Linked DNA regions of Homo sapiens: regions 1 and 2 are each linked to region 3. The links are chromatin loops, found by intact Hi-C in ENCODE. Cell type or tissue: PC-9. All regions are shown on one strand. Region 1 overlaps TPTEP2-CSNK1E (TPTEP2-CSNK1E readthrough). Region 2 overlaps MAFF (MAF bZIP transcription factor F). Region 3 overlaps TPTEP2-CSNK1E (TPTEP2-CSNK1E readthrough).

Region 1 (8,000 bases), 56 kb before region 3:
TTTTTTGTATTTTTAGTAGAGATGGGGTTTCACTGTGTCGGCCAGGCTGGTCTTGAACTCCTGACCTCAAGTGATCTGCCCGCCTTGGCCTCCCAAAGTGCTGGGATTACAGGCATGAGCCTGGGTCCTCAGCCTTGAAGATCTTATAGAAAAAAGCAACTACTGTGTTATAGAATAACAAACTTTAAATAGAAACAAAGACATTTTAATACAATCTTAATTACTCTGTGAACATGTAGATTAACCTTTAAATATAGGCTTTTTTTTTTCCTCAAAACAGGATAAGAGTTATCTTCTCATTTTTAATTTCCAAGTTGAAACTACAGATGACTATGTTTACTGAATCACATTTCAGGATCTTAAATCTTCGGACAATTATGTGTTCTTTTTTTCTTCACATTTTTGGAACTCCCTCAGATTTAACATCAATTAAATAACCTAGCTAAAACCTTGAACTCTTTTCAAAACAGTAAGTGGTAGAATAACAATAATTTCATACTCATAGTTTTAAAAGAATTAAACAACTGGATTTGACAGACATTTTCACAATTTTTTGTTGTCATGCAATTTTGGATACAGCCATTCTGCATGGTTTCACAAAGTTGGCATAGAGAAATATAAGTTTCCTAAGTTGAAACGGAAGATTATAAAAGAGGGAAGGAGAATGAGAGTAAGAGACTGGTTAAAGATGCAAAGGATTTCCACTTCTTCATTGTTATGTAAATGTGTCTGCTTTTTAAAAAGCACAATCACTGAAAAATCTATTTGGATAATGCCTTCACTCTATGCAACTATATCTGACTACAGGCTGAGCACCCTTAATCCAAAAATTCTGAAATGCTCCAAAATGTGAAATTTTTTGAGTGCCAACATGATGCCAAAAGTGGAAAATTCCACACCCGACCTTCTGTGACAGGTTTGCAGTGAAAATGCAGGTATACAACATGAAGATGAGGTCAGGGAGTCATCTAAGACAAAAACCATTGTTAATAAGGCAGATGACTCCATAGGGAACTTTTTTTTTTTTTTTTTTTTTTTGAGACAGAGTGCAGCTCAGTCGCCCAGGCTGGAGTGCAGTGGTATGATCTCAGCTCACTGCAACCTCTGAGTCCCAGGTTCAAGCGATTCTCCTGCCTCAGCCTCCCGAGTAGCTGGGACTACAGGCATGCATCACCACGCCCGGCTAATTTTTGTATTTTTAGTAGAGACGGGGTTTCACCATGTTGGTCAGGATGTTCTCAATCTCTTAACCTAGTGATCCGCCCGCCTCTGCCTCCCAAAGTGCTGGGATGACAGGTGTGAGCCACCGCGCCAGGCCCATAGGAAACATTTTTAAAAGCCGGCCGGCAGAATGTCTCCTTAGCCTTAACGGACCCGCTTCCTGGTCCCTCAGCTGCTTCTGATGTTTCTTCTTGCCTAAGAAAAAATAAAATGTGGTGTACAGTAAACTTTTAATGAAAACACAGCATCCCAGGAGACTGAACGCCTGCCGCTGTGTGTTTCCACTGTTCAACAGCTGACACAGGGATTCTGATGCCGCTGCTGTGCTGCTTAGTTTCTCTGAACACTTTTTTTTTTTAACTGTACTAATGGTATGTCATTTTTTCTATTGTTAAGCACTCATGTGTGAATAAGTGTAAGAAAATGATGGCTTATCAGGAGCATATAAATTCAGAGTCAGGAGCTAGGCACGGTGGTTCACGCCTATAATCCCAGCACTTTGGGAGGCCGAGGTGGGTGGATCACCTGAGGTCAGCAGTTCAAGACCAGCCTGGCCAACATGGTGAAACCCCGTCTCTACTAAAAATACAAAAGTCAGCTGGGCATAGTGGCAGGCGCCTGTAATCCCAGCTACTTGGGAGGCTGAGACAGGAGAATCGCTTAAACTTGGGAGGCAGTGGTTACAGTGAGCCGAGTTCGCACCATTGCCCTCCAGCCTGGGTGACAAGAGAGGACGACGTGTTAGATCACTTTCAAATCCACACCAAGTGGAGACTCTGCTGGATGGGCGGAGCGCAGGCTGGCTCCAGGCCTTCCTGTTCCTGGCTCCGCCACCACCGGGCACGCTCAATTTCTTCCCCTCACATTCACCCAGAATGGGTCTATGTCCAGCCTGGTGGGGACCCTGCCTGGGCTGGGGGCTTGTCTCCCCACCAAAGAGGAGATATAGCAGGTACAGGCACCAGCACATGGCGGGGCTCAGAATATCCCCGCTGGATTGAATATGTGACTTCAGTCCATAGAATGAGAGGCTCCTGGCCGGGCGCAGTGGCTCATGCCTGTAATCCCAGCACTTTCGGAGGCTGACGTGGGCAGATCACGAGATCAAGAGATCAAGACCATCCTGGCCAACATGGTGAAACCCTGTCTCTACTAAAAATACAAAAATACAAAAATTAGCTGGGTGTGGTGACACGCGCCTGTAGTCCCAGCTACTCGGGAGGCTGAGGCAGGAGAATCACTTGAACCCAGGAGGCGGAGGTTGCACTGAGCCAAGATGGCGCCACTGCACTCCAGCCTGGGAGACAGAGGGAGACTCTGTCTCAAAAAAAAAAAAAAAAGAATGAGAGGCTCCTGGCCCAGCCTCACCTGCTGATTAGCGGGATGTAGAGGCTTTCTAGTGCTGGCTTCAGATCTTGTCACTCCACTGTCACCTTTGTTGTCTCCAGTGCCCACCTCTAAACTATTGTATTAAAATTATAGAATAACATGTTTTTAAATCAGCTTGCTTTTTTTTTACTTGAACAATTTTATTATTTTATTTTTGAAACTGAGTCTCACTCTGTCACCCAGGTTGGAGTGCAACGGCGCGATCTCAGCTCACTGCAACCTCTGCCTCCCAGGTTCAAGCGATTCTCATGCCTCAGCCTCCTAAATAGCTAGGATTACATGTGTGTGCCACCACGCCCAGCTCATTTTTGTATTTTTAGTACAGATGGGGTTTCACTATGTTGACCAGGCTGGTCTCGAAATCCTGACCTCAAGTGATCCGCCCGCCTTGGCCTCCCAAAGTGCTGGGATTACAGGCGCGAGCCACTGTGCCTGGAACAATTTTATTTTAAAAGGAAACTTCCTATCCCTACATAAGTGGAAACCAGTATCAACTTGCCACATATGGAAGGTAAAAGTGAAAAGAAATAGAATGAAGTCAAACAAGGAGTTTCTATTCTAGCCAGGTACTCCTGCTGGTCAGTGCTGGGCCCAAGGCCCAGGACCTGCCTCTCTGACTTTTGTTTTGGTTTCATTTGTTTTTTTTAGGGGGACAGGGTCTCACTCTTGCCCAGGCTGGAGTGCAGTGGTGCGATCTTGGCTCACTGCAACCTCAAACCCCCGAGCTCAAGCAGTCCTCCCAATTCAGCCTCCCAAGTAGCTGGGACCACAGGCACACACCATCATGCCGGGCTAATTTTTGTATTTTTTGTAAAGAGGTTTTCACCATGTTGCCCAGGCTGGTCTGTAATTCCTGGGCTCTAGTGATCTGTCACCTCGGCCTCCTGAAGTGCTGGGATTACAGGACCACAGCCAACCTCTGCCTCTCCATTGACGAGGTTGATAAGGTGGTGTAGACGGCTAGCACTCGATGGAGACCTCCTGACCCCATCAAAGGGAAGGGGAAAACACAGGAAGCTCTCCCACTGTGTGGTCAGGGCTAGTACCAGCTCTGTCCCTGGGCCTTGACAGGGCCTGGAGACACCTTTGGGAGGAGCAGTTCCAGCCCAAACTCCTGCAAGGGAGGGATGGAGAGGGGAGAGGCTGAACACAACCCACCTGGAACCCGGGGCTGGGCCCGATGCTTTGAATACCAACTTAATCTTCACAACAGCCTGTGAAGGGTGTGTGTATGCACGCGCGCGTGTGTGTGTGTACACCAATTTCTTGCTGAGAAAAAGGAGGCTCAGAGAGGTTAAGGCATTCGCTGGAGTCCACAGCAACCAAGCCGCTGGAACCCCTCCGCCGGGTTCCGAGGCCCTCGCTGTTCTCAGGCCAGCGCAGAATTGGTCCCAGGGCTGGACTCCTCCAGGTGGGGCGCCCGGAGCACTCCCGACCACCTGCTCCAAGGACACTGCCTCCTGGAAGCGTCCCTGGTTTCCCTTCGGAGGTGAACTCGTTCAGGGCACTTCTCGGAGTCGCAGTCTCAGGTGGCCAGGGCAGGCCTTCTCCCTATGGGTGCTCCCCACGTCCGCCCTGGGCTTGGCAATGAGAAGCAGCCCCGCCCCGCGTGACCAGGACCCGCCTGCAGCGCCCGCGGCGGCCACACGGGGGCAGCAGGCGAGCGCCGCCCGAATTCCCGGGTCCCAGCCTGGGCTGGACCGGAGGGCACTGGCGGGTTGCCTCGCCCCAAGAGCCTCAGTTTCTCTGTCTATATAATGGACTAGGCTGTCTGCCAGGGCCTTTTTGGTCCTAGCAATCTGACCCCAAGCGAGCTTTATTAACAAATAGAAAAAAGAAGACATAAAAACAAACAGCCGGGCGCGGTGGCTCATTCCTGTAATCCCAGCACTTTGGGAGGCCGAGGCGGGCGGATCACCTGAGATCGGGAGTTCGAGACCAGCCTGACCAACATGGAGAAACCCCGTTTCTACTAAAAATACAAAATTAGCCAGGCGTGGTGGCACATGCCTGCAATCCCAGCTACTCGAGAGGCTGAGGCAGGAGAATGTTTGAACCTGGGAGATGGAGGTTGCAGTGAGCCGAGATTGTGCCATTGCACTCCAGCCTGGGCAACAAGAGCAAACTGTGTCTCAAAATAAAATAAAATAATAAAAATAAATAAATAAATAAAACAAATGCAAAGGGGTGTTTGCTGAGTGTCCCTGATGGGTCCCACAGAAAAGTCCAGGCCCAGGTGGAGACCAAGAGCCAGGAGAGCACCACGAGTCCCCTGAGGTCACACCTGACTCCCAGCCCAACTCTGGGCCAGTGGAAACCCTCATGTCCAGATGGGGAAACTGAGGCCCAAATGGTATGGGGACTTGCCCAAGCCCTCAAATGGAGGACAGGGCAGAGCTGAGCCTGGGACTCTCACCCAAGTGGTCTCCGGGGGCCTCCCTCTAAGTCTAAGGACTTAGCAACCCCTTCGCTCACGTTTTTTGGATTTTTTTTTAAGGCAGAGTCTCTCTGTTGCCCAGGCTGGAGTGCAGTGGCACGATCTTGGCTCACTGCAACCTCTGCCTCCCGGGTTCAAATGATTCTCCTGCCTCAGCCTCCCGAGTGGCTGGGACTACAGGTGCCCACCACCATGCCCGGCTAATTTTTGTATTTTGAGTAGAGATGGGGTTTCGCCATGTTGGCCAGGCTGGTCTCGAACTCCTGACCTCATGATCTGCCTGCCTCAGCCTCCCAAAGTGCTGGGATTACAGGTGTGAGCCACCGCGCCCAGCCTGTTTTTTGGATGTCTAATGGAACCAGAACTGGCGGTCCCTTCTGTTTATGGACCCGTGCACACAGCAGGAAGGAGAGGCTCCAGAGGCCCTGGACTCGGGGGACAACCCTCGCTTCATCACCTCCTGAGGGTCCACCGCAGCCAGCCCTGGGCCTTCTGCCCCTTTCACTCCAAGATCTCTGGGCTGACCTTCATCAGCCCCTTCCACCCGCCTCAGGAGGTAGGGACAAGGCTGGGGGTGGCCTTTGCAGACCCTGAGAATGAATATTGTCCTGCATACACAGCCCAGTGGCCACGAGAGGCCGACGAAGATACTGAAGGTCACAGAGGGCCAGAGGCGGGGCCAGGGCTTGAGCCACCCTCTCTCCAGGCCCGTCTATACCATTGGGCTGCCCCCTTCAGACCTCCGGGCAGGAAAAGAAGGTAGAGGGGATATTCACTGAGCCCCCGCCTCGAGCCTGGGCCCGACCTGGGGTGTTTGCCTTACTGGCCGCTCCAGCCAGTGTGAGAGGCTGCACTATCATGCACCCCACTGACAGGTGAGGAAGGCGCTGTGACCACCAGAGGAGTGAGCAGACTGGAATTTGAGCCCAGGTCTGCTCAGCTCCTACACCCGGCACTGAGCTTCCGGTCTGACCTGGCTCTTGGGCAGGGGCCCTGCAGGCCGCCTCCCTATGTGGCCCCAGAGTCCAGAGAGCAGCAAGGAGAGTAGGTTTCTACGGTGACCTGGGCAAATGAAGACACTAACCTGTGCCTCAGTTTCCCCAGCCCTTCCCACTCACAGCAAAAAAAGAAACGAGGGCCCTTCAGCCCACCCAGGTCCCATGTTCCAGTGCTGATGTTGGGGACAGCCTGGGGCCCAGCCTCAGGAAGGCTGTGTGAACAGCTTCCTCAGCTGGGAAGTGAGGGCAAGACTGGGAAGGCCCTACAGCCACTGGATCTGGGGCCATGTTGGGGGGCCAGTGAAGGGGGCACCCCAGGCTAGTCTTCCAGGAGCTCCCTGGTTGGGGGGACAAGGAAGGACACAGGCAGGGACAACCAGGGCCACACTCAGGGCCATTGTGAGGGACAGGGATGGGGCTGTTGCCATCGTAGTGACAGAGCTGTGGTATGCTCCTGCCACCTTGCATTCCAGCCCAGGCTGCTCCCATCTTTGGCAGAGGGTGGGAAAACACATGATCCTGCCTTCCAGAGACTGTACTGGTCAGAGAAAGACATCAGCAGGAGAGCCAGAGATTCCTCCTCCTCTCCATCATCACCATCACCATTATTCTCATCACCATCACCGTCACCGTCATCATCATCATCACCATCATGGACTTCAAAGAAGTTCAAAGAATTTCCTCCTCTGGCCAGAGTGAATCCTGTTCTGTGGAAGCAGGAGGCTGGGTGGGAAGCCCTGTGGAGGCTCCACCCGTGTTTGGGTTCTGGGCAGGGATCTGGGGACAGGGGAGGCCTAATGCTTATTGCAGAAATTCTCTGCCTGGGAAGTCAGGATCACTCCTTGGAGGAGGCAGCCTGTCCTCTGAGCTTTCAGGAAAGGAACTGGTTGTGTGGTTCCCTGTAAGCTCTGGAGATGGGGCGGGCAGTAGGGGGAGGAGCACAGCAGTGTGGATGTATTAATACTTAGTGCTGGCCGGGTGCGGTGGCTTACGCCTGTAATTCCAGCAGTTTAGGAGGCCAAGGCAGGCAGATCACCTGAGGTCAGGAGTTCAACACCAGCTGAGGCAGGAGAATCGCTTGAACCCAGGAAGCAGAGGTTGCAGTGAGCCAAGATCACGACATTGCACTCCAGCCCTCCAGCCCAGGCAACAAGAGTGAAACTCCGTTCCCCCCCGCAAAAAAAAAAACTTAGTGCCACAGAACCTACGCTTAAAACCAGCTAAAATGACAAATCTTATATGATAGGTATTTTACCGCAATTTTAAAAATTATTTCCTGGCCAGGTATGGTGGCTCACATGTATAATCCCAGCCCTTTGGTGGCCATGGTGGGAGGATCCCCTGAGGCTAGGAGCTTGAGACCCGCCTGGGGAACATAGTGAGACCCCGTCTCAACAAAAATTTTTTAAAAATTAGCCAGGTGTGGGCCGGGCACAGTGGCTCACGCCTGTAATCCTAGCACTTTGGGAGGCCGAGGTGGGCGGATCACGAGGTCAGGAGATCGAGACCATCCTGGCTAACACGGGGAAACCCCGTCTCTACTAAAAATACAAAAAATTAGCCGGGCATGGTGGCGGGCGCCCGTAATCCCAGCTACTCGGGAGGCTGAGGCAGGAGAATGGCGTGAACCTGGGAGGTGGAGCTTGCAGTGAGCCGAGATTGCACCACTGCACTCCAGCCTGGGCGACAGAGCAAAACATCGTCTCAAAAAAAAAAAAATTAGCCAGGTGTGGTAACGTGCGCCTGTAGTCCAGCTATACAGGAGGAGGTTGAGGCTGTAGTGAGCCATGATTGCACCACTGCACTCCGGTCTGGGGGACAGAACAAGACCCTGTCTCCAGAGTAAATAAATAATTTTTACTTAAAAAATTAAAGAGTCCAGGTGCAGTGGTTCATGCCTTTAATCCGAGCCCTTTGGGAGACTGAGGTGGGTAAATTGCTTGAGTCCAGGAGTG
Region 2 (8,000 bases), 78 kb after region 3:
GCAGGAGGGACTGGGGAGAGGGGAGCCTCCTTCTCTGACACATCCACCCAGGAGCCTGGCTGCTGCCAGCTGTCTGCCCGAGTGGCTGGAGGCAAGAAACCCACTTCCCCAGGGCCTACCTGCAGGCCCCACACAGGCTCCGTGGTGGGTGGTGTGGACTGTAGAAATGTCTGCCTGCAGCGGGGCTCCGCGGCCCACTTCCCGCCCCCCTTCCTCTGTGCCTTCCCTGGTGGGGGAAGACCTACTCTGTGCCCAAAGAGCAGGTGCACAAAGGCCAGGGGTTGCCACCTGGTGGCCCAGTTGGAAGGATCTAGCAAACACACACCCAGCATTGAGGGCAGTGTCCCTTGGACCTGGTGTGGTATACCCTGTGCCCGTGGGAACATCATCCTTGGGCCTGGGGCCTGGGGCCACCCCAAGGAGCAAGGGGGCCCATGGCAGAGAACCATTCCTGCACCACTGGGGCTCAGCAGAGGGGCTCTGCTGCCTGGCCTGAGCTGTCCCTCTAGACATACCCACGCCCGGCCGGGGAAGCTGCTTGCCCTCTTCTGCCTCCCCACTGGTCCTGAGCCCCCTGCTACCCTCTAACCCAGGCCCAGACCCTCAGCCCTCAGGATAGGCTTAGGTGCAGAGCTGGCTCAGCTGTGCGATTGTAACCCCTCCCTCTGAGCCTCCATGTCCTGGTCTGGGAAGTGTTGTGAGGTTTGTAAAATGTGAGGTGTGGATGTGGCCCCAGGCTAGCCGGGGAAGAAGTGGGGATGGGACGTCCTGACCTAGACGTGGAGGCGGAACTCAGTCGCCAGACGGATGTTTCCTGTTGGCGTGAACACCAGGGGAGGAGTCATCCCTAGGTGGATATCCCCCCTGCCAGGCCCCAGGAGGCACCTGGAGCTTCCTGGGTGCCCTGTGGGGCCTGGGGGGGTGGGGACAGGGTGTGTGGTGTGTCGTGCTGGTGGGCCTCGGTGGTGGGCACACATTGTTCACTCAGCTGTCTCTTGTCTTCTCTATTTCTTTGGCTTCTCTCCCCGCCCCCCTTGCCCTGCTTTTGCCCGGGGTTTGGCCGCGGGCAGTGCCAACATACGGCCCTTACGGTAGGTCCCGCTCTTGGTCTGCATGTCTGTCCTGCATGTCAGTTCTGGTCACTGTCACTGGCATGCGTCTCTCTGTAGCTCTTCTCCGTGTCCTCATCTCCTCCCCACCGGCACCCCCTGGGTGGGAGCGCCCAGAGCACCTGTCAAGGGCCACCCTCTGTAGAGCTTGCCTGCTTCCGTCCTCGTTTCTCGTTCTGGAATATGCCCCGCCTTCTTCTGGGGGCACAGTGCTGTTCATGGGATATCGGGGCATTTCACGATGTTTCCAAGAGTTCACAAGCTGAGTCAGGAATCCTGGGTTCCAGGGGTGGGCTCGTCCCTTACATCCAGGTGTCCTGGGCCACCTTTCTGCTCTGAGCCCCTGAGGATGGGGACAGTTGATTAGAGAGATGAGGAGGAAGCCCTCTTAGAGGGAGCCAGTGAGTCGCATCTGCTCCCCTGGGGGTGCAGGCCAGCCTGGTCCTGATCTCCAGAGTAGAGGGAGCACAGCACTTCCCCCGGTGGTGGGGGACGCGCCTGGCACCTGTGGAACCGGGCACCCCTGGCTTCCAGGCCCTCTGGCCCCACATGCCCCAACTTCAGTCAGTGCTGAGCCTGCTCTGGCCTCTCTGGGGCATTCTAGGCTCACTGCCCATAGCTTGCCAGTCTCCACCCTGGGTCCCTTCCCTGCAGCCAGCCCAGCTCCCAGTGGGGGTTTATGTCTGCTCCTCTTCACAGTCCAGCCTCCCCTTGGGGCTCCCCAGCCAAAGAAGTCCATTTTTTCCTGCCCCTTCTCATATCCTGGACCCCATTCTCTGTCCCAGAAGGGATGGTTGAAGGGCATAGCTTTGGGTTGGGGGGTGTCTGTCCCAGGATCACGGGCAGGGGCTGAGCCACCTCCCTCTCACCGTCCCAGCCTCCTCACCTGCCCCTCCCGCTCCCTGCCCGGCAGGCCGCTGTGCCCCCATGAAGAGCATCTCCAGCAGCCTCAAGGAGACCATGAACCCGCACGACATCGTGCAGGACGCCATCCACAACTTCTCACCTGCCTACCAGCAGTACACGCAGCAGTCCACCCTGGAGCCTGGGCCCACCTGGCGTGGTGGCGCCCACGGCCTCTCCCGCTCCCACAGCCTCAGTGGCGCCCGCGACAACGAGAAGACTCTCCTGCTCAGCTCTGATGATGAATTCTAGGTGCGGGCTGCAGTGGCGGAAGTGCTGGCGCCATAGCCACGGTCAGGCTGTGCCCCACCTCCAGCCTCACCACCAGGCCAGGAGGCAGCTGGCACAGTGCTCACGCCGCCTTTATTTATTGGACCAGAAACACTCACATGTCACTTCCAGAGGAACGGGGGACAGCCAGGCTCGCCCATGGGCCTTCAGGAATATTTATACATGGCCCAGCCTGCACTGCCCGGGCGAGGGCAGAGGACACTGGGAGCAAGGCTTATGCCCCTGCTGCCCGTCCTGTGCTGGGGGCATGCTGGGACCAGCCGCACCCAGGCCCCAATGCTTGTGTGTGGACCAGCGGCTGCAGCCTTCTAGCCCCTCCTCCCCGCGAGACTCTCAGGCTGAGGTCGGCAAGCCGTGGCTCCCCCACACACCGTGCAATACCCTGTCTGACCTGGGCTCTTCCCGCCTGCATCCCTCCCCTGTCCACCTTTGTCCAGTGCTAGATTCACCTCACCCCGGGCAGGAGTGGGGATGTGGGCGCTCTGTGGTCCTCCCCTCCTGACCCAGGCCTCTGTGGCATGCTGCAAGGATCAGAGCCAGACACCAGGAGTCACAGGCCCCACCCAGGAAGGGCATTCAGGGCCCCTGGGCACCGCTTCTGTTGAAGCAGGGGCTTCTGGGCCCCTGGGTATCCCCACCTGTCGTGGCCACACCTCTGCCTGCCTCATGCCCCTTCCCCCTGGCCTACCAAGGACAGCCCACAGCCCGCACTGCCGGCTCACTTGGGTCCTTCCTCGATAGCTTTGGGCAGAGCCCTTGCTTCCTGGCTGCTTCAGGGCTCAGGGGCTCCCAGCCCTCCTTCCCAGGCTGATGCTGGGTCCTCTCTCTCTTTGGGGCTTCTCCCTCCCGTTTCAGGGGAAAGGTCTGAGTCTCCACGTTTCAGACCAGCTTCTGGGGGAAGGCAGTCCGGCAGGGAGACCGGGAGGGGTGGCCACACAGTGGGGAGCTGGGAGGTGGGGGGAATGGTCCCAGACTCCTCTCGGGGCCCCTATCCACACAGGGCCTGGTGTTCTACCCCATCTGGCCCCTGGCCCATCTCTTCTGTGCCTTAGTCACATATGAAAGCGCCCCTCCCTGGCTCCCCATCTGTCCCACACGCTCCCTGGGGCTCTTAGTTCAGCTGCTGGCACTCGCAGGATCCTGCAGTGCTGGGCCCAGAGCCCTTGGACAGGCCTCAGGAGTGGTCAGGACCACCAAGCCCCTCCTCTCCCCCTCCACACCTCTAGACCTGGGGCCTCCGGAACCCCCAGCAGGCTGGGCTTATACTAGCTCCTGACTTAGGAAGAGCCTCGTGTCACAACACGTGTCCCTACAGGCAAAGTGTCCTGGCATTTAAAACCCAGATTATCCCTGGGTTTGGGCTGCAGTCACCTGGAGAAGCTGGTAGGGTAAGGGAGAGGGACCCTGCCGGTGTTCACTGGGGATTCTTTCTTTTGGTCCTTCCTGGAATGAACAGGTTCCCTCCCTGCCACCTGTGAGGAGAGTTGGGGCCCAGCCGTCTTCCTGGCCTCCTTCCTTTCCTCGTGGCAGAGGCCTGCATGTGGGTGCCAGAGGCCAGCTCTCCCCCTCCATCTTGGGGGGGCGGAGCAGTTGGGCCCAAGCTGCCCGGGAGGGTGGGTGCAGACACAGGCTGAGGACCAGCCCTGGCCCTGCCCCGCCATCTGCTTTCACCAAGCTGTCTCTCCACCGTGGCTTCCCTTCTCCCTCCAGGCCAAAGTGCTGCTGATTCCCACTCCCTTGGTTTTCGCCTGCCCAGCGTTGCTGTTTGCGTGGAGGGTGGGGGGAGCTCAGTGGCAGGGAATCAGCGGTCCGTGGGGTCGTGGGGACGGGAACATGTGCCCGACCGCTCCATCCCCTCCTCCTCCTTAGGATGCATAACCTACCTTGTCTTTTTTTTTTTTAATTTTCTTTCCAGGTAGAGTAGCTCTTTGTACATAAAGAATACTTGAAAAATTAATTGTATGATGTATGAGAAGACAGAGTCTCCTAGTTTTGTATCTTGTTGTATGACTGCCATGAGTTCCACCAGAAAGCCACTCTATTTTGGTCTCTGTGACATTTTAAATGCGTGACAGAAGTGAGCAAATAAAGTGAGGAAGAAATCTATATATGAGATAATATAGATTGTATTGAAATCTCTGCCTGTGGGTGAGGTTTTTCCTTCCTCCTCCCTGCCCCCTGCTCTGGCTTTGGGGTGGGTGGAGTGGCTGTGGGTACAGGCGGCTTAGGAAACCCTCTCCTTCCTGTGTGTAACCTTTCAGTGATGGGGGTTCGGATTGATAGGGACCAAGGTCAAGGCCCAGGCCCCCCTTGGACAAAGGGTCTCCCCAACCTCCAGCCAGTTCCCAACCCAGGACGGCCGGGCCGCAGGCGGTCGATGCTCCTTCCCTGTTTGGTCAACCAGGTCCATGGGGCCCACATGCTGGCAGCCCCGCTCCTGCAGGCATCTCCCAGGATTTCCTGGGATCCCCCTTTCAGACGAGCTTCCTGCGTCTCTGGGACTGTCCTCCACCCTGGGACCCTCAGGGCCAGGGACCCTGGGGCAGGGGGCCGCTGGCTGTGGGCACAGTGCCTGGCCTCTCTGGTACCGCATGCCTTCTTGGGGCCTGGCTTGCTGCTGACGGGAGCACTCAGGAATGCGGTGTGGGTGGGGGAATTCCCACCAGCCTCCCGAGGCGGGTAAATAGCCTGCGTCCTCCCGCAGCTTCCTGCTGCCCTTCCCGCAGGCCTGAGCTCAGCATTTCAGGGTCATGGGCTTGGCAGGGAAAGCACCGAGCCCCAACCTGAGAAGGGGAGAAAGCCCCGTGGACACGGCCTACCTACGTGATCTGGCCCTTTCCCGGACTCAAATCCTGCACCTTCGCCCAACTGGTCCCTTACCCCGCGGGCCCCATACCCAGCCAGCCCCATACCCAGCCATAGAGTTGGCCTCACCTCGGTCTGTGCCACTGTAAATGTGTGTTCGGAGTGTTAAAACCTGCAGCCCCACAGGTCTCCAGGGTTTTTCGCACGTAATGCCCCATAGCATCTTCATTTTACAGATGGTAAACTGAGACTGTAAGAAACCAAATAAGTACCAAAGATCCCACAGCTAAGAACAGACACCTAGATTCAAACCCCAATTGCCGTGACCCACAGACCACAGTATACTCCACTCCTTCTTCAGGGTGCCCCAGAAGGGCTGGCAGATTGGGTTGAAATTAGTGAGTTTGAGGCCTAGGACAAGACACAGGGTTATGGTTTAGGCCTGCAGGTGGGGGCTGGGAAAGCCACTCTCCCTGCCTCCCTGGGCATTCCGAAACATGGGGAAGATAGTTTCCACTTGGCTGTAGAAAATCAGATCTCAATGTGAAAGTGCTGGAAAAATTACTCTGAAATCTGGGTTTTTTCCTCTCTGGGTGGGACTGTCTGTTCACTAAAGGGATGCCCAGGGAATTTAACCCTAAATTTCTTCTTCTTTTGAGACAGGGTCTGTGTCACCTAGATTGTGCAGTGGTGCAATCATAGCTCACTGCAGCCTCAAACTCCTGGGCTCAACCACACCACCATGACTGGCTAATTGTTTTCTTTTCTTTTCTTTTCTTTTTTTTTTTTTTTTTGAGATGGAGTCTTGCTCTGTCACCCAGGCTGGAGTGCAGTGGCGCGATCTCAGCTTACTGCAACCTCTGCTTCCCGGGTTTAAGCGATTCTCTCTTGTCTCAACCTCCTGAGTAGCCAGGACTACAGACATGCGCCACCACACTCAGCTATGTTTTTCTGTTTTTTGTTTTGTTTTTCTTTTTTTTTTTGAGACGGAGTCTCACTCTGTCGCCCAGGCTGGAGTCCAGTGGCGCGATCTCAGCTCACTGCAAGCTCCGCCTCCCGGCTTCACACCATTCTCCTGCCTCAGCCTCCCGAGTAGCTGGGACTACAGGCGCCCGCCACCATGCCCGGCTAATTTTTTTTGTATTTTTAGTAGAGACGGGGTTTCACCGTGTTAGCCAGGATGGTCTCGATCTCCTGACCTCGTGATCTGCCTGCCTCAGCCTCCCAAAGTGCTGGGATTACAGGCATGAGCCACCGCACCCGGGCCATGTTTTTTTTTTGTTGTTGTTGTTTTTTGTATTTTTAGTAGAGACGGGGTTTCACCGTGTTAGCCAGGATGGTCTCGATCTCCTGACCTCGTGATCCGCCTGCCTCAGCCTCCCAAAGTGCTGGGATTACAGGCGTGAGCCACCGCACCCGGGCCATGTTTTTTTTTTGTTGTTGTTGTTTTTTGTATTTTTAGTAGAGACGGGGTTTCACCATGTTGGTCAGGCTGGTCTTGAACTCCTGACCTCAAATGATCCACCCGCCTCAGCCTCCCAAAGTGCTGGGATTACAGGTGTGAGCCACTGCGCCCGGCCTGTTTTCTTACTTTTAAATTTCTTGTAGAGATGGGGGTCTTGCTATGTTGCCCAGCCTGGTCTCAAACTCCTGGCCTCAAGTGATCCTCCCACCTCAGCCTCTTCAGTAGCTGGAACAATAGGCATGTGTACCACCACATGTGGCTAATTATTTTTTATTTTTTGTAGAGATGGGGTGTCACTATGTTGCCCGGGTTGCTCTTGGACTCCTAGTCTCAGATGATCCTCTTGCTTCAGCCTCCCAAAGTGCTGGGATTACAGGTGTGAGCCACCATGCTCCGCCAGAATCCAGTCCTAAATTTCATTGTGCCCATGGCTTTGTCTTCCCAGGAGCTCCTGTGCTCTAAGCAACCAAGAGGAAGCATCGAAGTTTCAGCATCACTGGTCTCTGTCGCCATCTCCCCTCCACCTCATACCCTGTGCAATAGCTGGTGATGTGCACTAGCCCTCCCCGCCACCAGAAGCCCTAAGGGGTTGAAAGCAGAACCCCATTTTAGACACCCCTCGCCAAAAAACATAGTCCAGGATACACATTTATTCTCTGTGGAAAAAGAAAGAATTTGACTTTATTTAGAAAGTCTACAAAATACAGAAGACGATAACTCGCTTGCTGTAAGTCAGGAAATAAATAAATTCTAGGAGCCGGGCAATATTTTTTAACTTTTTTTTTGAGACAGGATTTTGCTATGTTGCCCAGGCTGGAGTGCAGTGGTGCGATCTCAGCTCACTACAACCTCTGCCTTCTGGGCTTAAGTGATCCTCCTGCCTCAGCCTCCCAAGTAGCTGGGACTACAGGCATGAGCCACCATGCATGGCTAATTTTTGTATTTTTTGTAGAGATGGGGTTTCACCATGTTGTCCAGGCTGGTCTCAAACTCCTGGACTCAAGCGATCCCCCTCCTTGGACTCCCAAAGTGCTGGGATTACAGATGTGAGCCACCGCGCCCGGCTTAAACATTTTTTGTTGTTGCTCTCCGGCTTTCCCTAAATATAAGATAAAATGTGATTTATTTGCAGATATAAAATATAAAGCCCAGCTCAGGGCCATACGCCACTTTTCCCAGGGAGCAGGAGCTCGGGCTCTGGCTGGGGAGAATAACTTAGATCCGTGCAATAAATAAACAGTGGGGAGGGGCAGTGTGGACAGTGTTGGGGGAGGGACTGAGACTGGGCTTCCCAGGAGAATGACAATCAAAGGCAGGGGTCAGCCCCCACCCCACAGTGGACACTGACAGGGGTTGAGGTGGGACCCTTCTTCTTAGGACCCCACTCCAGACTGTAGTAGGACTGCAGGGTCTGTCTCCTTGTCTCC
Region 3 (8,000 bases):
GAGATCGGGAGTTTGAGACCAGTCTGACCATCATGGTGAAACGCCATCTCTGCTAAAAATACAAAAAATTAGCCAGGTGTGGTGGCGCGTGCCTATAGTCCCAGCTATTCGGGAGGCTGAGGCAGGAAAATCACTTGAACCCTGAAGGCAGAAGTTGCAGTGAGCCGAGATTTTGCCACTGCACTCCAGCCTGGGCAACAGACCGAGACTCCATCTCAAAAAAAAAAATATCAAAGGAAAGAGGGCCATGTGCCTGTCTGAGTTTGGCATCCTTCGGAAGCCCTGTCTTTTGTGTTCTGCCTCTGTCACCTCTTCCTGGTCTAGGCTTCCCCCATGTTCCCTGCCTGCCCCTCGCCCACATCTGTTGCCTCTCTGGCTCCCTAAGTCCTGTGAGTGTGGGGCCGGGCAGGCAAGCCTTCCATGGGGAACCAGTTGCCTTTCTAGCAGACTCTTCATTTCTGGATCTTCCCATTAGCTTTCCTGCAATACTCTCTTTCTCTGTCTCACAGCCAACTTGGTGAACTCCCCCTTTAGAGTTCATCCTGATGTCACATTTTCCAGGAGGCCTTCTCTGGCCTGCCCCTTAGTTATCCTTCATGGTCGAAGGCAGGCCTTTCTCCCTCTGCCTTTCCACCTCTGTGGCCCCAGCCCCTGCCTGGCCCAGAGTGCTAGGCAAGGGCCCCTCTGTTGAACAAATGGCCCCCCTCCTCCCCAGATCAGCCGCATCGAGTATATCCACTCCAAGAACTTCATCCACCGGGACGTCAAGCCCGACAACTTCCTCATGGGGCTGGGGAAGAAGGGCAACCTGGTCTACATCATCGACTTCGGCCTGGCCAAGAAGTACCGGGACGCCCGCACCCACCAGCACATTCCCTACCGGGAAAACAAGAACCTGACCGGCACGGCCCGCTACGCTTCCATCAACACGCACCTGGGCATTGGTGAGGGAGCCAGGCCTGGAGCAGTGTGCACCCGGGGCCACTGGCTGGGGCCCAGCTCTCTGGAGCCCTCTCACCCCCTACCCTGATGGAGGCCCCCAGGCTCTTTTCTAGTGAGAAAGTCCCCACCCCGTCTGCCCCCAAGCTCGTGCTTATTCCGTGTCCTTGCACAGTCGGGTCTTCCCCTTCGTAAGCCAAGCTGTGTGTGCCGGGCGCCTTCCCTGGCCCTGCTTCCTCCTCCGCCCTGTTGGTGCAGGCTGGAAGATACAGGCTCAGAGGTTTAACATGGGTTGCTTAAGGTCATGCAGCTTAGCTAATGCCAAAGCTGGACTTGACCCCGGCCCTGTCTGATGCTGAAGCTTGTGACCTCTCCACGGGGTGGGCCAGGCAAGGGGGCAGTAGGTGCCCTCTCATAGTCATTGAATGATTAAGTGCCTGAACTGGAAAAACTAGGCCCAAATTAAGTTGAGAAGGCCCTGCCTCAGGCTTCTTCTCTGTAGGAGGAGGATAATAGCAGTGCCTGTTTAAAATGCGTGCAGTGAGCAACATCCGACGTGGGGGCAGGAGGGTCCTGGTGCATTGTGAGGAGCATGACCCAGAGGATGAGTTAGGGGCCTGAGTGGACCCCTGTCCCTCACCTAGTCTTTGACTCTCTGTGCAGAGCAAAGCCGTCGAGATGACCTGGAGAGCCTGGGCTACGTGCTCATGTACTTCAACCTGGGCTCCCTGCCCTGGCAGGGGCTCAAAGCAGCCACCAAGCGCCAGAAGTATGAACGGATCAGCGAGAAGAAGATGTCAACGCCCATCGAGGTCCTCTGCAAAGGCTATCCCTGTGAGTAGCCCAGTGGGAGGGGACATGCCTGGGGGCCCCTGAGGCACTGTCTAAGGGAAAGGTGAGGCCATACAAAGCCCACGCTGGGGCTAGGCGCGGTGGTTCACGCCTGCAGTCCTGGCACTTTGGGAGGCCAAGGCAGGTGGATCATGAGGTCAGGAGGTCGAGACCAGCCTGAGTAACATGGTGAAACCCTGTCTCTACTAAAAATACAAAAATTAGCCCCACCTGTAATCCCAGCTACTCAGGAGGCTGAGGCAGGAGAATTGCTTGAACCTGGGAAGCGGAGGTTGCAGTGAGCCGAGATTGCACCATTGCACTCCAGTCTGGGTGACAGAGCGAGACATCATCTCAAAAACAACAACAACAAAGCCCACACTGGGCTGCCCCACAGCCCTTGGCACCTGAGCAGTAATCCCTGGCTCTTTGCCACTCCTTGGCACAGCCAGAAGGCCCGGTTTCCCTGTCCTGGCTGTTACACCTGTTGCTTCCCGGCCTACATTCCTGCCTCATCTCCCAAGGGCCCTCTCCCCAGTGTTTTTGAGGAGGAATTGGAAGTTTTCCTCTTCTTGCTTAGGTTGTGTTAGAAGGTCCCGTCAGGCTCTTGCAGTCCTTTGAATTTATGGCAACGATTGATCTGTGGGCCCCAGGGTGCTTGGCGAGGGCAGCGGAAGAGCTGTGGGCATGGATGGCTCCTGGATCCGGCTACCTGGCAGAGGCTCCTGGCCACTGTTCGCAGGTCTTCCCTTGCTCTGAAAGCAGCAGAGGCTCTGCTCACGGGCAGGCTAGGCTTTCATCACAGTAGGATAGGGAAGGCCATGGCTCTGTTGCCTCCTTTTCTTGCCTCTCACAGATTGGAAGTATCTAGGGACAGTGGGTGGCTAGGACAGTGCTGGCTGCAGGGGGTCTGGGAGCGTGGGCCTCACAGTGGCCTTCTCTATCCTCTGCAACACCCTCCAGCCGAATTCTCAACATACCTCAACTTCTGCCGCTCCCTGCGGTTTGACGACAAGCCCGACTACTCTTACCTACGTCAGCTCTTCCGCAACCTCTTCCACCGGCAGGGCTTCTCCTATGACTACGTCTTTGACTGGAACATGCTGAAATTCGTGAGTCACCTGGAGGCCAAGGCGGGCTTGGGGGACTGGATGGGGAAGGCCCTGACTCAGAGGGCCAGAGTGAGCTGGTGGCGGGAGGGGCTCCCGACAGACGGGAGGTACGAGCTGGACAGTGTGGTTGACCTCACTGGGGTCCCAGAGCCCTCCAGCCTCATCCGTGCTGACAGCTTGTGCCACCATGGGCAGCAGGGCCCAGGCAGGGCGCTGTCTCCCGTCGGAACAAGGAGGATCTGGCTTCACCTGGGGTCCCTCCTGGGTGCCCGCAGCAGGGCATGGGTGGTGCTGGCGGCGCCCCCTGCTGCCCTGATTGCTGCCTACACCGTCCTGCTGCTCCTGTTCTGCACATCCCAGGTGGCTACCTGCACCATGGCCCCTCGGGCCAGCCTGGACCCAGTCATGGTGCTTGCTTTCTTCTTGGTCATGGGCCCCTGGGTCTGGCTAGGCAGTTGTTCTGTTTCCCTCTTTTAAGAGTCCCAGGGGTGGGGTTGGGTGGGGAGCAGCATTGGCCGGCCGTACCCAGAGCTCTGGAATCTGTGAAATTGTATGTCTTGTTTCACATCTCTTCTGGAAAAGGGGGCTTCCTCGAGCCAGGCTCAGCCCCGTGACAGCCCCATGACAGCGAAGGGACCTTTCTGTCCCCGCCCCTGTCCCTGTGCTGGGCCCACGTACTCACCCACGTACTGGTAAGGATCCTCTGAGGTCTGGCTTTTCCAAAATTTGCCACTTGACCAGTGAGCGCAAGAGGCTGAGCCTCAGCTGTGCTTTTTGTCCCTTTCAGGTGCCCGGCTCCCCTGGGCACCCAGAGCCCCCCAGATAGGCCGGTGGAGGAGGTGGAGGAGCTGTCCCCCCAAAACTACTGGCCTGTGGTCTGGACTCCAGGGCCCCATTTCTGATGTCGCCAGGTGTGCCTGAGCCCATCGGGGCCAGGCCTGAGGAAGTGTTTCTTGGGAGGATGGGATGACCCCCTGTTCCCAAGAGATGGCAGCACAGTGGAGGCCATGGTGGAAAAGGCCCTGCCATGGGGTCCTTGAGGGCCAGGACAGCCTGAGGGAGGGATGGTGGCCACTGCCCACAAGGGGCCTGGTGGGAACGGGTCCCAGGACAGACTCATAGCTAGACCCCGTTGGCGGCCTCTGTGTTGAACCAGAACTCATTAAACACCTCCTCTTGCTTCATCCTGGTGTGCCTCTTTCATGGCAGGGCCCTCAGCCACCCTGCTAGATGGTTAGGACCAAGGCTCTGTTCTCCTGGAAGCCAAGGTCGGCACATTGGTCTTGGGCTTCTCTTCTCTCTGGGTTTCTTGTTCACTAAGGAGTAACACAGAGGTCAGGCAGAGAATGGGGGTCTCGCAGGCTAGGGACCTCAGGGAGAGGCCTCTGTTGCCCTTTTCAGCAAGGCTGGAAATGGGATATGGGCAGGGGACGTCTTCTCTGACTTCACCCTAGACCTTCTGGCTCCAAATGGGGCCCATGGCCTTGAGCACCTGGGACCAGCTCTTTCCACCACAGGGCATTGGGCACTGGGCACTTTCTTATCGAGATAGTCACTCCCACGTCTGGTTCGTGATGGGCTTGGCCCTCCAGCTCAGCACAACTGCAAGAATGGATTTTGTATTCTCTAGACGGACACTGTCCAAGATGGTAGCCATTGGCCACATGCGACACATTTTTAATGAATTAAAATTAATCAAGACTGGAAATGTCGGCCAGGCCTGGTGGCTCATGCCTGTAATCCCAGCACTTTGGGAGGCCATAGAGGGCGGATGACTTGAGGTCAGGAGTTTAAGACCAGCCTGGCCAACATGGTGAAACCCATTTCTACTAAAAACACAAAAATTAGCTGGGCATGGTGGTGTGTTCCTGTAATCCCAGCTGCTTGGGAGGCTGAGGCAGGAGAATCGCTTGAACCCAGGAGGCAGAGATTGGAGTGAGCTGAGATCATGCCACTGCCCTCCAGTGGCCACCACATCCGGCAAGGCAGATGGGACCATTTCCTTCATCCAGAACGTTCTGTGGACATCACTGCTCTAGGTTCCTCCCTTATGGAGTCTCACAAGACTGTCTAGCCAGCAAGATCTCTTTTCCAACCAGGCCAGGAGCACCTCTCCACCCACTGCTGCTGGTCTGACCGCCTTCCTGGAAGTCCCTCTTGAGGCAGGCCCTGGAGTTAGAAGCTGGGCAGAGGCACCCACAGCCTTATCCTTTGCCAATCTCTGACTCAATGCCACGGCCACTGTAGTGAGCTGAACCACCTCCAGCAGTCCCCTGGCAGAAGCACCTGGAAAACATGCAATGGGAACCTTCACCCTGAGGCCAGGCCCTTCCCATGCTACCCAACAGTAGACAGGACACCCTGTGTTGTTGGCTGCACCGGGGTGCTGGGATCTGTGGATCCCTGGGGCCTGGAAGCCACTCTCAGCACATACAGCCACTGTGTTCCGAGGTCCAGTCAGCTGGCCGGGAAGGAATTCAACACAGCCAAGGACAGAGGTCCATATGATGACGGGTGGATGCTCGTGTGACTTTGCTGACCTTTTATGTTTTCTATGGGCAATAAAGGCCAAGAGAGCTCCCTGCTGTGTGTTTCTTGCGTCCTATGGGTTGGATGGGACCATGGAGAGTCGCCCACTTCTTGCCTCGGGGCTGGCAATGGCCTGAGCCTGCTGGGCTCACAAAGGGCAGGGGCTCCAGCCCTCTGCTTGGCTGCTGGCTGCAGGGCTCCACACCTTGGAGTGAGTCACTCAGCCTCTGTATCCCAAGCATGGAAATGAGATTGACCTGCCTCACAGGGTTGATGTGACTCTGCCCGCAGAAGGTTCGGCACGGAGGTGCCACAGCTCGTGTTCCTCCCCAGGCTTTGCTGTGGCTCTGGCTGAGTCACTGTTGGCCAGCCTGCAACCGAGTGGGAGCCCAGGGTGAGGACCGGAGGTCAGGAGTTAGAGCCCCGGTGGTCCCAGGCCTGCCTGAGAGGCTTCTGGGTGGGAGGATGGGAAGATGCATCTTCTAGAGTGTTCTAAGGCAAGACTCTGAACAGTGACCTCTTGGGGTGCAGAGAGCAGAGTGGGACTAGGTGGCAGAGGCCTGGGTTCAGACCCTAGCTCTGCCCTGAGCTGTGCAACCCCGGGCAGGTCACAAGGCCTCTCTGGGCCTTGGTGCCTCACTAAGATTCAGGGATCATTCTGGTCCTAGCCACTACTTCCTGGAGTTGCTTAAAGACAGGGCCCACCCCCACCTCTTGGCCAGTCTCCTGGGAGAGACATGGGTTGCAGGAACCACACCCTGTGCCCATGAGCAGGCCCCCAACTCAGCCCAGAGCTCTCTCCTCCACAGATGCGGCCCCCTTCCTGCCAGCCCCCTGCCCTTCCCTGTGGACGGCCCCAGGATGAACTAGGTAACGCAGTCGGGCGCTGCCCCCACATATGCTCTTCTCTGGCCCCTTCTCACTTCCTCCTGCACCAGGGGCGGCAGTGGCTGGACAGCAGGGCACCTGGGGGCTTAGGGTACCCCTTCTGCTCCAGCTTTGCCTGCTGGGCCTCTTCTTCCTCCGTGGGGAACGTGGCCCCATTTTCTTCTCCAGCTCCCCTTGAGCTTCTGTCCCAAGGCAGGCGGTGTCTGTGGGTTCCCTGGGCCTCCTGGCTGTGGCCTCCACTGCACCTGCCAGAAGCCATTGCCAGGTCCCGGCAGGGGGAAGGACAGCTCCCTGATGAGAAGAGCCCCTGGCTAGGTACCGGGAGAGCTGGTCTGAGTCCTAGCCCAGCCTTCCACTAGTTTTGTGACTCTGGGCCTGTTCTTTTCCCCCTCTGGACACCCCTAGCCAGTCTGCTAGAGGCCTCTAAACAGCTTTCCTGCTCGGTTTAGCAACCTTGAGTAGTTAAGGGCTCTTGGTACACAGAGGGGGGCCAGGGCAGGCCCAGCCCCAGGTCAGGAGGGCCAAGAGGTGCTCTTGATCATCCTGGGCGCATTAGTTGTCCTTTCTCTGGCTCCATCCCAGGAGAGCAGGGCAGACTGACCTCCCTCTGCCCCCAGACTCCTGCTTTCTCCTTCCTCTGGTGGTTGTGTGGCTTCGTGTCTCTGTGCTGTGTGATTGTGGGTCTTGGCTTCCCGCGCTTGTCAGGGAGGCTGGAGCAGAAGGTTTCTGAGATATCCACCTGGCCTCCCTCCCCTTCTGTGCCCTGCAGGGCTGCTGGGCCCAGAGCACCCTGGCCTCTGGGGCTGACTGGTGTCTTTTCTTGCATCCCTGCAGGGTGCAGCCCGGAATCCCGAGGATGTGGACCGGGAGCGGCGAGAACACGAACGCGAGGAGAGGATGGGGCAGCTACGGGGGTCCGCGACCCGAGCCCTGCCCCCTGGCCCACCCACGGGGGCCACTGCCAACCGGCTCCGCAGTGCCGCCGAGCCCGTGGCTTCCACGCCAGCCTCCCGCATCCAGCCGGCTGGTGAGCAGGGACTCAGGCAGTGGGCTGGGTTCAGGGTGGGTGGGGGGCTCTGTTTGTGCCTACTCTGAGGGTGGCTTCCCACTCTCCCTCCAGGCAATACTTCTCCCAGAGCGATCTCGCGGGTCGACCGGGAGAGGAAGGTGAGTATGAGGCTGCACAGGGGTGCGCCCGCCAACGTCTCCTCCTCAGACCTCACTGGGCGGCAAGAGGTCTCCCGGATCCCAGCCTCACAGGTGAGCTGCCCCCCTGCCAGTCCCTCTGGGCCTCAGAACTGAGTTAGAGACCCCCCAGTGGGAGGTCAGGCCGTGGCTCTGTTCTTCCCTTTCCATCGACGCTGCTTGCCTTGGAGTGAACCCCTTCTGTAGAGCCAGGACTTGGCCTCATTTAATCCTCTGAGGTCTGATGAGCCCTCTTGAGCAAAGTCATTCACCAAGGCTCAGGGCAGTAACATTCCCTGGCAAGTGGCACAGCTGGGCTCCAGTCCTCGCTGCCAGGGGCCCAGCCAGGGTGGGCAGCAGGGGCTCAGAGATGAGGTGTTGCTGCTCCCTGACATCAGGGAGCCCCCAGGAGCCCCTGTGAGCATTGGCAAGAGCATGGGGTGTAGGGGCAGTGAGGTCCCATCCTCTTTGGGGCTATGTTTGGATGGGGACACTTGGGAAGGGGGAATCTGTAGT

The links. A loop is a pair of places that touch in the nucleus more often than their neighbours do. Peaks named below come from ENCODE experiments on the same cell type or tissue, not always from the same donor. Only the 100,000 strongest peaks of a DNase experiment are listed, where the experiment ranks them.
Region 1: a loop joins it to region 3, with 3.0 times the contacts of the local background. A loop is called at or near these places in 22 of 110 quality-filtered maps.
Region 2: it touches region 3 in a loop (4-fold over the local background); 5 of 110 quality-filtered maps call a loop at or near these places.

Annotation. Positions count from the first base shown.
Region 1 is chr22:38,349,575-38,357,574 of GRCh38, reverse strand. All of the region lies in intron 4 of TPTEP2-CSNK1E (TPTEP2-CSNK1E readthrough), which reads left to right. It also overlaps the pseudogene TPTEP2. Among named protein-coding and RNA genes, the nearest start is that of CSNK1E, 36 kb to the right of the region's middle. RefSeq lists a silencer at 4,134-4,373. In PC-9, CTCF peaks have their summits at 4,052 and 4,266 (motif pointing right); no DNase peak of the experiment used is centred here.
Region 2 is chr22:38,215,733-38,223,732 of GRCh38, reverse strand. MAFF (MAF bZIP transcription factor F) reads right to left here. Exons shown (of 3, transcript NM_012323.4): 3 at 7,226-8,000. It overlaps TMEM184B (transmembrane protein 184B), which reads left to right. Exons shown (of 9, transcript NM_012264.5): 9 at 2,023-4,442. The coding sequence ends at 2,264. Among named protein-coding and RNA genes, the nearest start is that of SNORA92, 5.0 kb to the left of the region's middle. RefSeq lists enhancers at 490-990, 4,204-5,055, 4,328-5,527. In PC-9, a CTCF peak has its summit at 260 (motif pointing left); a DNase peak (open chromatin) is centred at 4,982; H3K27ac peaks cover 3,858 bases.
Region 3 is chr22:38,293,668-38,301,667 of GRCh38, reverse strand. TPTEP2-CSNK1E (TPTEP2-CSNK1E readthrough) reads left to right here. Exons shown (of 15, transcript NM_001289912.2): 9 at 716-944; 10 at 1,603-1,773; 11 at 2,734-2,882; 12 at 7,134-7,326; 13 at 7,420-7,559. CSNK1E (casein kinase 1 epsilon) reads left to right here. Exons shown (of 11, transcript NM_152221.3): 5 at 716-944; 6 at 1,603-1,773; 7 at 2,734-2,882; 8 at 7,134-7,326; 9 at 7,420-7,559. Among named protein-coding and RNA genes, the nearest start is that of CSNK1E, 20 kb to the left of the region's middle. RefSeq lists enhancers at 1,593-2,266, 2,149-3,349. In PC-9, a CTCF peak has its summit at 3,177 (motif pointing left); DNase peaks (open chromatin) are centred at 1,307, 1,737, 2,197 and 2,827; H3K4me3 peaks cover 1,615 bases; H3K27ac peaks cover 7,564 bases.